Regions from separate parts of the Homo sapiens genome. Here region 2 is linked to region 1. A link is an interaction called in ENCODE POLR2A ChIA-PET data of the cell type or tissue named here. Cell type or tissue: endothelial cell of umbilical vein. All regions are shown on one strand. Links, peaks and the distances in the headings refer to the core of each region. The heading gives the core; the rest is flanking DNA. Region 1 has its middle 250 kb from the start of MAT2B. Region 2 has its middle 200 kb from the start of MAT2B.

The links. ChIA-PET counts read pairs that join two places held together with the same protein. Peaks named below come from ENCODE experiments on the same cell type or tissue, not always from the same donor. Only the 100,000 strongest peaks of a DNase experiment are listed, where the experiment ranks them.
Region 2: POLR2A ChIA-PET joins it to region 1 with 15 read pairs; 2 of 35 experiments call an interaction of 5 or more read pairs at or near these places.

What each region holds. Positions count from the first base shown.
Region 1 is chr5:163,757,890-163,763,283 of GRCh38, forward strand. No RefSeq gene overlaps it. Among named protein-coding and RNA genes, the nearest start is that of MAT2B, 250 kb to the left of the region's middle. In endothelial cell of umbilical vein, for the core only: no CTCF peak of the experiment used is centred there; DNase peaks (open chromatin) are centred at 622, 1,632 and 2,782; H3K27ac peaks cover 4,010 bases.
Region 2 is chr5:163,703,765-163,709,158 of GRCh38, forward strand. No RefSeq gene overlaps it. Among named protein-coding and RNA genes, the nearest start is that of MAT2B, 200 kb to the left of the region's middle. In endothelial cell of umbilical vein, for the core only: no CTCF peak of the experiment used is centred there; DNase peaks (open chromatin) are centred at 2,397, 2,817 and 4,637; H3K27ac peaks cover 4,220 bases.

The DNA.
Region 1 (5,394 bases), core at 277-5,276:
GTTAAAATGATTGTTTGCTTTCTTCCTATAGTGCAGCTGCAGAGCTCCTTGAGGACAGGAACTGTGTCATTCATTTCTGTATTTTTAATGCCTACCAGAAATGCCTTGCTCATGGTAGACATTCAATACAAATTGATTAAGTAGATGTCAAGAGTTCATCACCTCAAGGAGCTTATGCTCCAAAGAAAAGCTTGTTCTTAACGTATTGAAAACTTGCACAGATTCCTTGTTTACTAGGACCAAAGATGTGTTTTCTACAACTCAGACATAAAAGTCAAGTGGCTGTCTATGATTTTTATAACTGACTTCATCTTGTTCTTGGATTCTCATTTAAGCAGGCAACAGAAAGTATTTAAACTTTAAGTTCAAAGTTAATTCAAACTCTTCAGGTATAAAAACAATCTTCTTTGGATAAATATTCAATTCAAAATTTGGCAACTTGCCAGGCTTATTTTTCTCTTCTTGGGCAGCTTTCCTTCCTTCTTCCGTGATGACATCAAGTGGACAGTGACCTTGGTTCAAATGACATACTATTTCCTGGCTGGCTCCAATGAAATGTTAGTTCATCAATTCACTGGGTGTTCTTGGCAAGTGATACTAAGACATGGCATGTTGCACCCGATCTTTTGGGGGATTGTATATTGGTCCCAAGCTGCCAGGGTGTGAGAAAACCCAGGTCCAGCTGAGAGTCCATGCCTATGTATTCCAGCTGACACTAGCCTCAGCTAAGGTGTCTGGTACAAAGCCAGCATTGACTGCCAGACATCTGAATGAGTGAGCCTTCTGATGCTTCCAGACTTCAGCTCTCAAGTCTTCCAGCAGAGGTTCCAGACAGCAGGGAGCAGGGACAAGCCATTCCTGCTGTGCCCTGTTCAGATTTCTGAGCCACAGAATCCATGAACATAACGATTGGTTGTTTTATGCCACTAAATTTTGAAATAATTTGTTATTCAACCTTTTTCCCCTCTTTTCTCTGCCTCCTCTTCTTTCCTTCAAAAAATTATTTTAAAGACTTGGAATATTTGGAGGGCAGTCTTAAAAATAGGACCATTTCTTCAAAACCATACTAATTAGTAATTTAATCATGGGGTCCTTTGAAAATGTATTAGAAAAAAGCATTCACTTTTTTTTAAAAAGGACTTTTGTTAGAGCCAAATTATATAAAAGATATATATATATATATTTTTTTAACTCAGGACAATTCTACCAGCTTCACCTAAGGCCAAAAGCTATTTTCATTAGAGAAAAAAATGTTTTTCATTTCCTCAAATGGTAATATGTGCACCCAAGTAAGTACAAAGTTGAAAGTCAAAAGTTGTGATACAGCTGGCTGCATCACTTGATCTCTATCTGAATGTTAGTGGCATGATTATTGGAGTTCACTGTCCCAGCAGGGTGGGGGGACAACGCGGCAGCATCAAAAGGAAATTACATTTGCTAAAAAATATGGGTGAAAATGTATTCAGCAATTACCATAGGTCATCCATGCTGCACACAGCAAATGGCAGAGAAAAAGGGCTTCATATGGGAGGAGCAGAGAGGAGGGTTAGAACGGTGCTGTTGTGATGTGTGGAATCAAAATGGACCCCCCATCATGCAGGCTTGCGGCAAACAGCAGTATTAGTATAATGGCCTGTAATAAATTACCAGTAGTTTTTAAGATTTCCTTTTTGTTGTTTCAGGTCAGCAAAAATGCCATCATCTTTCCTTGCTTTGTGTTGTCTGCACTCCCCTTTTAGATCCAGATGACTCCCATTCTATTCCAGCTGGCTGCCTTTAGATTTTTGAATTAGCACTCAATATATTTTAATTCAATTTAGAAACTAATGGATGCCTGAACTTATTTAGCCCATCCATTCAAGCATCTTGAAGTGCGATTTTGATTGAGGCAATTTTTCCAATTACAATTTTAATTCTTCATTTTTCTTTATGTCTCTCAAAAATTAAACTCTGCTTTATTGATGACTGGGAAATTCTAGGTAAGCAGTCTAGTAAAGTAAAATATAAATGGCTCTTCCAAATGTTTTTTCCCAGTATGGTGGAAAAGATAAATATTAAATAATGTTGGATTTTTATAGATTATAACAGCCTTGTGTACAACTCACCTTATTTTTAACCAGATTTTATGGGTAGTCTGGGGGTCAAATTGTGCTTTCTCTAACCAGGAAAACGACAACAACACAGGAAATAAAGACCCAACTTGTCATGGTTAACCTATCAGACAGGGGTTTCTCTTATTACCTTGCTCCCAAGGGTTTTAAAAGGGTTCATATAGTTGCATTTAAGGACAAACTCAGTAGCTTTCCAGTTCAATAAGCTAAGTATATATTCCCTATGTCGTTTTGCTTTGCTTTTTGGAAGGGTCTTCCTTCACATTGGGAGAGAGATGCTTGATGCCAAAACAGAAATCAAGATATCATTCTCTCCACAACGAGAAGGAAGGGTTATTTTCCTGTTACCGAGAGCAAAATGTGTGGACAGCCTTTCCATTAACAGCCATGTTTAATCACCTAGAGTGGATAGTGGTAGCTCTTTCTTGGTCATCTCAGCAAACTTTTTCATCTCCCCTTTCTTGATAATGCACTAAGGACCCTGAATACAGGAATGGCCAGAGTTGGGGTAAGGCCTTGGTTCTGTTATCCATCTCTCTAGCAATAGAAATAGAAAAGTCTGGGCTCATGACCTACACAAAGACCAATCGACCCCTTAAGTGATGTCAGCTTATAGACATTGAGAGAATGAGGCTTGCACTTTCTGATAAGAGTATTTGTTTTGGCTAAGGTCCCTATGTTTCCTGTCATTCTGACTAACCGATTTCAATTAGAGGACATGACGCATAAGTGCAAGGAGAAACAGTGTTGCAATGATGAAAGATGGTTGTGGGGAGAGCATTTGTGTCCCAACAGCATGAAGTCACTCATTCTTCTCCTCTAGGTCCTAGATTTTTGCAACCTCCCCATCAAATCTGTAACCTACTCCAGTATTCCACCACATTACCAAGACATTTCTGTTTAGTAAAGTTTAGGCTGAGTTGGATTTCTATGACTTGTAATTAAGTCATGTTATGTTGGACTGCACAGGTAGGGAAATGTGTTTAGGTGAGTATTTCCTTTTTCCGTCGTACGAGATACATGGGGCTGGCCATCCCTATTACCCTTTTTTCAGTACCTTCTCCTCTTTCTATAAATTAATTCATAGAGATATTTATTAACAACCTACTATGTGCTGATTATTGAGGTTGCAAAGAGCAATAAGAAATGAATCCTATTTCCAGGAAGACTCTCTGGGACATGTAGATAACCACATAATAAGTCACATTTCCCAAAATATTTGGAAGAACACAAGTTATTTGGTGAAGAAAGGGATTCCTGGTTACAAAAATTTTATGATTGTATAAAATTGGGAAAAATGCATCAAACCATAATCCCTTAAGTTTCATAGTGCATATTAGCATATTAAAATATGCAGAAATGCTACATCTTTAGCCAAATATTTCACAATTTATAGAAAATGAAAACTGTAGTTCCCTGTATGACCTATTGACATTCCATGAAACTAGTGCTCTTTGGAAAGTATTTAAATAAAGATAGACCACTATGAAAGAATGGAAATGAGAGAATTGGGTCACTTTTGGAGGGGATAGAAATGACTTCACAGAGGAGGTAAGAACTTGAATTGAGCATTAATGAGTGAGTTTATCAGCTCTGGAAAGAGAAAGGTATTCCAGAAAAAGTTACGAGATGTAAAAAGGGAGAGATATAAGAATACAACTAAGGTTTACCTGGGAATATTTCTTATTTTATGGGACTAGAAATGGTAGCAAAAAGAAGAAGAATAAAGAGATTTTTTAAGAAGCCAGGATGGAGAGATATGAAGAGTCAGATAAAGACATTTGGGTTTCCCATTATAGTGAGAACCACTAAATACTGCTTTCTCCTACAAGGTATATATTTTATTTCAATCACAACATAGCACTTAATGTTTTGGAAACAAATATTTTAAAACATTTATCTAAGGTCTCTTTTCCTAACTGAAGTTTGAAAAATTTTGCCGATTGGAAGAATAAACGGGCTAAAATGGAGGGGTTTCATTTAGAAATAATGAGTTTTGTTTTCTTTCACCCCCAAAAGTTTATTCCCTCTGACATTCTCTCTTATTTACGTAGTGCCTGGCTTTAAATTGGAACAAACTCAGTGATAAACAATATCTTTGAGTGTTAACCACAAGGATATTTGCATTTTAGTAAGCTCCATTGTTTATCAAAAATTATTGGAAAGTCTCCCTCCATTCCATTTTACCTGTTTACACTCCTCTAAATCTGATTTGGAACTCCATCTCTTTCCTAACTTCTCTTCCGGAAACTCCAACCTACTCAGTCATTTAATATGCATTTTCTGAGTACTTAATGTCTGCTAGAATCTTTGCGAGGCACTGGAAATCTACTACAATGCAGGAACTGCAGGTATCAGTGAACTTTGAGTCTAGCGGAGAGTCAGAGATGCAAACAGAAATTCCAATGTGGTATCTAGATTAGGGTAAATACAAGATGCTGGAGGAGTATCCAGGTGGAATAGCTGTTAAGTATATGTGTGGGATCTATCTCTCTGTCTGTCTTATGAAGGGTCAGAGAGTCCTTCCCAGAGGAGATGACATCTAAAACTAAATTAAAAAGAATAAACAGTAATAATCCAGACATAAGAAAATGAGTGAGGGTAAGGTCATTCTGGGCAGTGAGAAGACAGCTTGCCAAAGGCCAGAGATGGGAGACCTTGGTATTCAGTCTGGCCTTGAATATGAAGAAGAATGTTGGGAGATAAAGCTGCAGAGACAGGCAGAGAATGAAGAACTCTTGTATCATTTAATGTAATTTTGATTTTTTCTGACATCTGTGGGGTATCCTCAAAGTGGTTTAAGCAGTGAAGGTGATTTAATTAAGTTTGCATTTTAAAAACACTAATCAAAGTTCAGTATGGGAGCAGAAAGACTGGAGTCTGCAAAGGCTGCTGAAATGGTCAAGGCTAGAGATGCTGGTGACCAGAACAAGGGAGGAGCAGTGGTGATGGTAGGAATAAGTTGTGGAGAGAGAGGGAGGAGGGAGAGAAGATGGGATTTGGTGAATGATTGGATATGGATATGAAGGGAAGAGAGGAGAAGAGTTTTGAATTGATTCTCCACCCTTTAACTTCTGTAACTATTGAGTTTATGAAGTGTCAGATGACTAAAAATATTCTATCTCATGTAGTTACTCACCTTCCCTTCTCATATGTCTTCTTTCCGCATCTAAGCATAAGTCTCACAAGGAACAGGGACATGTTTGTGTTATATGCATCACATGGAAAGCATATAGTAAGTGCTAAAAAGAAAAATAGTGAATCCTTTTTGTTTTTTTCTGAA
Region 2 (5,394 bases), core at 107-5,106, 54 kb before region 1:
ATGAGTGCTAGAAGACTGTTAGACATCTCAAAATATGCATCCAGAGATGATAATGACATGATGATGAAGACGCATGTGAAGAATTCCAAGAAAGTTATTCCAAGTATTGTGAGGATAGTAAGGAGTAATATATCTAAACTATGTCTAAATTAATGTACTTCATACAATATGTGATTTTAAATACACTTGCATATAGAAATGTACAAAAAATAAACCTTAGAGGAAAATATTTAACTTTTTGTCTCTAAGTTGAAGTTAATATACTGAAGTTGGCTAAAAAACATTTCGGGAATCTTCATATTGAGAAAATGGAGGACTCATATTCTGGGCCACCGTCTGTTCTAGCATATATGGTAAAGAGTACTAAAAGATTAGCCCCAATCATAGCAGCAACATTTCAAAAAAGATCAAGTCTCTTTAAAAAGTAATCAGTCTGATATTTTGAACTGGAATATGCATATCTTTTGTCATGGGGATTCCTTTTTTTTAAAAATTCAACATTATCTCATTCTATTGATCTTTGAAGCTATCAAATTATGCTTCCTCGATTACCATTTTTCTCCTATTTCAGCCCACCACCTTTGCACACATTCCCTAACCACACACATATTTTTTCATGCTATAAAAATAAATCACTCTATAACTTTTATGTTGGTATATTTCATGGTAGAGTATTATTCATAACATTCCTGTTTAGTGTATTCTATGTGCCAGTCACTGTTTTAAGAACCTTATGATCATCCTGTTTAATCCTCACAACCACTTTCTCGGATGGACACTACTCTTATCCCATTTGAAACAAGAATAACTGAGGCACAAAGAAGTAAAGCAATTTTCTCTAGGTCACATAGCCTATAAGCAGTACAGCCGGTGTTTGAATTTAGAGTCTGACTTCAAAATCTCAGGCCTTAACCACAATCCTATACCCCTCCACTGGCTAGGCAGTCTTGTTTATGTTTATTTAATAAGAAGACAACTTTTTAATTACAAAAATTGCACATGTTAAATGTTAAAAAGCCATAGTAAAATTGCTAAATTTTTAAAACCTCAAACAATGGTAAAACACAAGTTGAGAATGAAAACCCCTCCTCCACTTACCAATTTTCATAGAGATGACTATTATTAAAAGTTTGTGTTTAGCCAGGGGTGATGGTATACATCTACAGTCCCAGCTACTCAGGAGGCTCAGGAAGATCACTTGAGCTCAGGAGTTTGAAACCAGCCTGGGCAACATAGAGAGATCCTGTCTTAAGTTTAAAAAAGTTTGTTGAATATTATTTCTAATTATGTAGATATAGATATAAAATATATATTAATAACATCACAGTGAACATATTCTGTAACTCATGACTGATTCATTTATATGTCATGCATGTCTTTCCATGAAAGGATGTGTGGTTCTGCCTTAATTTATTGGTTCCATAGTATGGATGTAGCATCATTTCTGTAGTCATTCCACAATTCATGGCCATTTAGATTACATTCATGGGAATATAGGAAACTATATGAAAATGAATATCCTAGACTTTATCATGTCTGTGAATGTCAATTCCATTTTTCTCAAGTTCAGGCTTAATCTTGATATTGCTCTTGATGCCCTCTTTTTCTCTAATACCCACATAAAATCCATCAGCATATTCCACTGATTCTATTTTTAAATATATGCAGACATTGGTCATTTTGGTCATTTCTAATCACCTCTTCTCACTGTCATCCAATCCATTACCCCTCATCTGAACTATTGTCATTACCTTGTAACTTGTTTTTCTACTTGCCAATAGCAGCCAAGAATGATCTTTTTAAAACTCAATCAGATAAAAATCGCTCTACTCAAAGACTCTCCATCTAAGTCACTAACAGTCAAAGTGTATGCCATGGTCTTTAAGACCCTCCCTGAGCCAGCATCCTACTACTTTTCCCAACCTTGACTTCTACCGCATTCCCGTGTATTCACATTACACCAGCCACATTAAAATATCTGCTATTTCTTAAATATCATAAGCACAATTTCTCCTTAAGATCTTTGCATTTGTTGTTCCCACTGCCTACAATCCTTTGAACCATTCTTCCCCCATATTTGCTTGACTGACTTCTTCATTTCTCTTTTAGGTCTCTGTTCAAATGCTATCACATCTTATTTGTTGAATGAGTGTTGAGTGAATGAAATATTTACGCAATTGAATAAATATTTCTGGAGAATAAGTTTCTAAAAGTGAAACTGCTTACTTGTTTTTCTTTTCAAACCCTTCGTTATTCCAGTCCTCCATCTTATATCCTTGCCTATTTTATTTTAGTATTCTCATGCCCCTCTTCAAAATGCTTCTGTGTTCCTGTCTGCTGTTTCTACTGTGGAAGGCTGGCTGGCTCTTTGTCTCTCCTGGGAGCTCTGGAAGAGAAGGAGACACTAGGCAGCTGGTCTGAGTCTCGTGGGCCACTTTGCAAGGCTGTGATTTCAAGAGTGACCTTGGGGTGTGACTGAGTTGTCATTAAACAATTTAATAGATGAAATAATCCCCTCTTCGTACTTCAGCCACACTTATTTCTTTCCAAATATCTGGCACCATGTTGTAAACACTCAACACTGTAAAGAAAAGATGTTTTTTTAAAAAAATCTGTCTTATCATATTGGTTTAAAATAAAGAGGATGTATATTGAAATTAGAACAAATCAGAGAAATCCTGGGGTTTTAGTCATGAAATAAAACTTTTGTCCATATGTATCTTTAAAATATTGTGGCATTTTTGTTCACCCTTACCACATTCCATTTGAGAAAATCATATGATTACTGTTAATGACAAAGCAATTTATGATTTCCTGGATAACTAGGATAAGAATGAGTAATTAGGATAAAAAAAGATGGAATTTTTGAGCTAGGAGAACTCATTTGTTTATTCCCCTAATTTTCTACAAAAAAGGAAACAGATTACTGTAGAGGTTGGGTGACTCGTTCAAGGTCACACAGCTAGTTAATGGTACAGGTCGGTCCTCTGACTCCAAAAATAGTGCTCAGTAGCATCCATGGAACAGTGTCTGTGAACCAAATCTTTTGCTAAGTGAAGTTCTACCTGATAGATAATTCCTGTTCCTTCCAATTGTCCTGATACCCTGCAGTTTAGTTAGATTACGTGATTTGGCCTCATATTTCTTCTGGAGCTAGCTGGATAAGGATCACCCTATTAGGGGGCTTAATTTTGTGCTAATGATCCTTCTTTCTGTCTGAAGTCTTCAGGTTACAGTTTTTTCAAAGAAACTCTGTGCTGCTTGTCCTTTTTTGCTTGCTGCATGACGTGCACATCAGTGCCTCCTGCAGCCTTCCACTTGTTAATTGTCTCTCCTTCCTAATGAAGCCTGTATCAGCTCCAGTGCTAATTGAACTTCGTCCTTCATTCAGACTGTGTTATTAAACAAATAGTCACAGTGTTTGGTCTCACTTTAATAGGAGCATTGATGTTTGCTTAACATCAAAAACTTATTAGTAATCCATTGAAAAGGCAATTAATGGAGGACATGTAGGTAAGGAAATTGAACTAGTCTGCACCACAGGACAAAGAATGGCAAAGACGTTCTGGTTTTCTAAGGTTTAACTGTCTGTATCCTGGTAGTTGCAAATTGATTGTTAGATTCTTGACTCTTACCCAAATCAATGAATTTATCATTTATGTAAAGTAGCACCTATGTGTCTAATATCAAAGCGAAGGACAAGCTGGCTTATCCGTCTCTGAAGTTTTCAATCATTCTCCCTCTCTCTTTATGACATTTTCCCCAAGCTTTTTAGCAGGACTTGTCTTTGTGGTTACAGAAAACATGAACAGGTGAAAAGAAGGTAATGCATCACTTGCAGTCTTCCCACCTATAGCTAACCACTGATAAGCTTTGGTGTGTATTCTTTGTTCTTTGGTGCTGCATTCTAACACACACATAGAGAGGCACAAAATTGGATTAGATAGCATATTGACCTGTTGTTTATTTTTTAATTGGTCATATATTCTAAGCATCTGTCCTGGACAATAAATAGAGACCTATGTCATCATAGTCAATGGCTTTGATATAATCTCTTGGTTAGATAGGCTGTAATTCATTTCATCATGTTGTTAGAGGTTTAGAAACAAGTGTTTCTTACTTAATTGTTTACAGAGCCTTAAGTTAACTTCATTATTTGCATGAGTAATAGTAATACTAGAAAATAGTAATACTAGAAAAAGAAAATTGCTAGACTACTCTGTTATAAAATAATTCTCCTCTGTTTTGTGAGAACATGCAATGTTTGGTACTATCAGGGTACAAGTTTATAGGCTACGTAACAACTTTTCTGAGTATCAAATTTTCCTTACTTGCAATTTCACCAAAAAATTATTGAGAAATAACAGGTTGATCAAGAACTATTTTTAAGATAATGGCTTAAGGTGTGGATTTTTCTCTACCTGTATACTCATGAGGATAAATGATACCTGGGTACAAAGGAGAAACAAACTCAAAATATGAATCTAATGGCATCTGGCAGTGGAGTAAAGCAGAGCAGATCAAATTCTCTTTACAATCCACATTACATAGATATGAAAGGAGAAGAAACAATAACGGGTCACTCCATTTGTTCCACGGACCTGGGATATAATGTGAAACTTCCATCTGTGTTAATGAGTCATGCATGGCTGGCTCCCCAGGCAATATTTAGTAAATGAATAGTGTTATTGCCTGGCAGGGACCCTTTTAGAAAGTGCTGTTGTTGCGCGAACCTAAATATATATATATATATACATATATATATATATGTATATATTCCGGTTTAGCTAGGATTATGATGCATAAAATGTTGGTAATAGGTTTAAAAGATTAACATAGACCAGCTTTCCATGAGATTGTTCTTTATATAAAAAAGTTAAATGCTCTTTCTAATGTCATCATGAAAGTCAGGCTGGAGGATTATCGATTTTTTGGAGGCTTTTACTAGATAGCTTGATAATTGACTCTCTCAAGTTTTAACACTTGGTCCTGGGTTTGCTGTTTACCTTGCTGAAGCAATTTGGTGTAATTAATTTTTATAGCTGTGTTTGCTTTTAGGGTTTATACTTTGGTGGAAAGCTATCTCCAGTCAAAACCTCATAGAATTACTTTTTTCTTTGAATTAAAACATACAATTGTTTAAAATAAGAGTCTCATCTATAAAATTAAATAGAGAGTAAAATGTAAAATCTTTTAACATCTTTGCAACTACATCAGATAGACATGTCTGTGGATAAGGACTGAAAAGAAACAAAACTGGACGCAGTTAATGTGTTAGGTATTAGAATTGATCCATATTTTTAGTAAAGAATAAGTAAAAATAAGGGAAAAAGAGGCATGAGGTGAGTTGTCGTTGTTGTTGTTTGGCTGGTAACGTCAGTTTTGTCAGTTTGA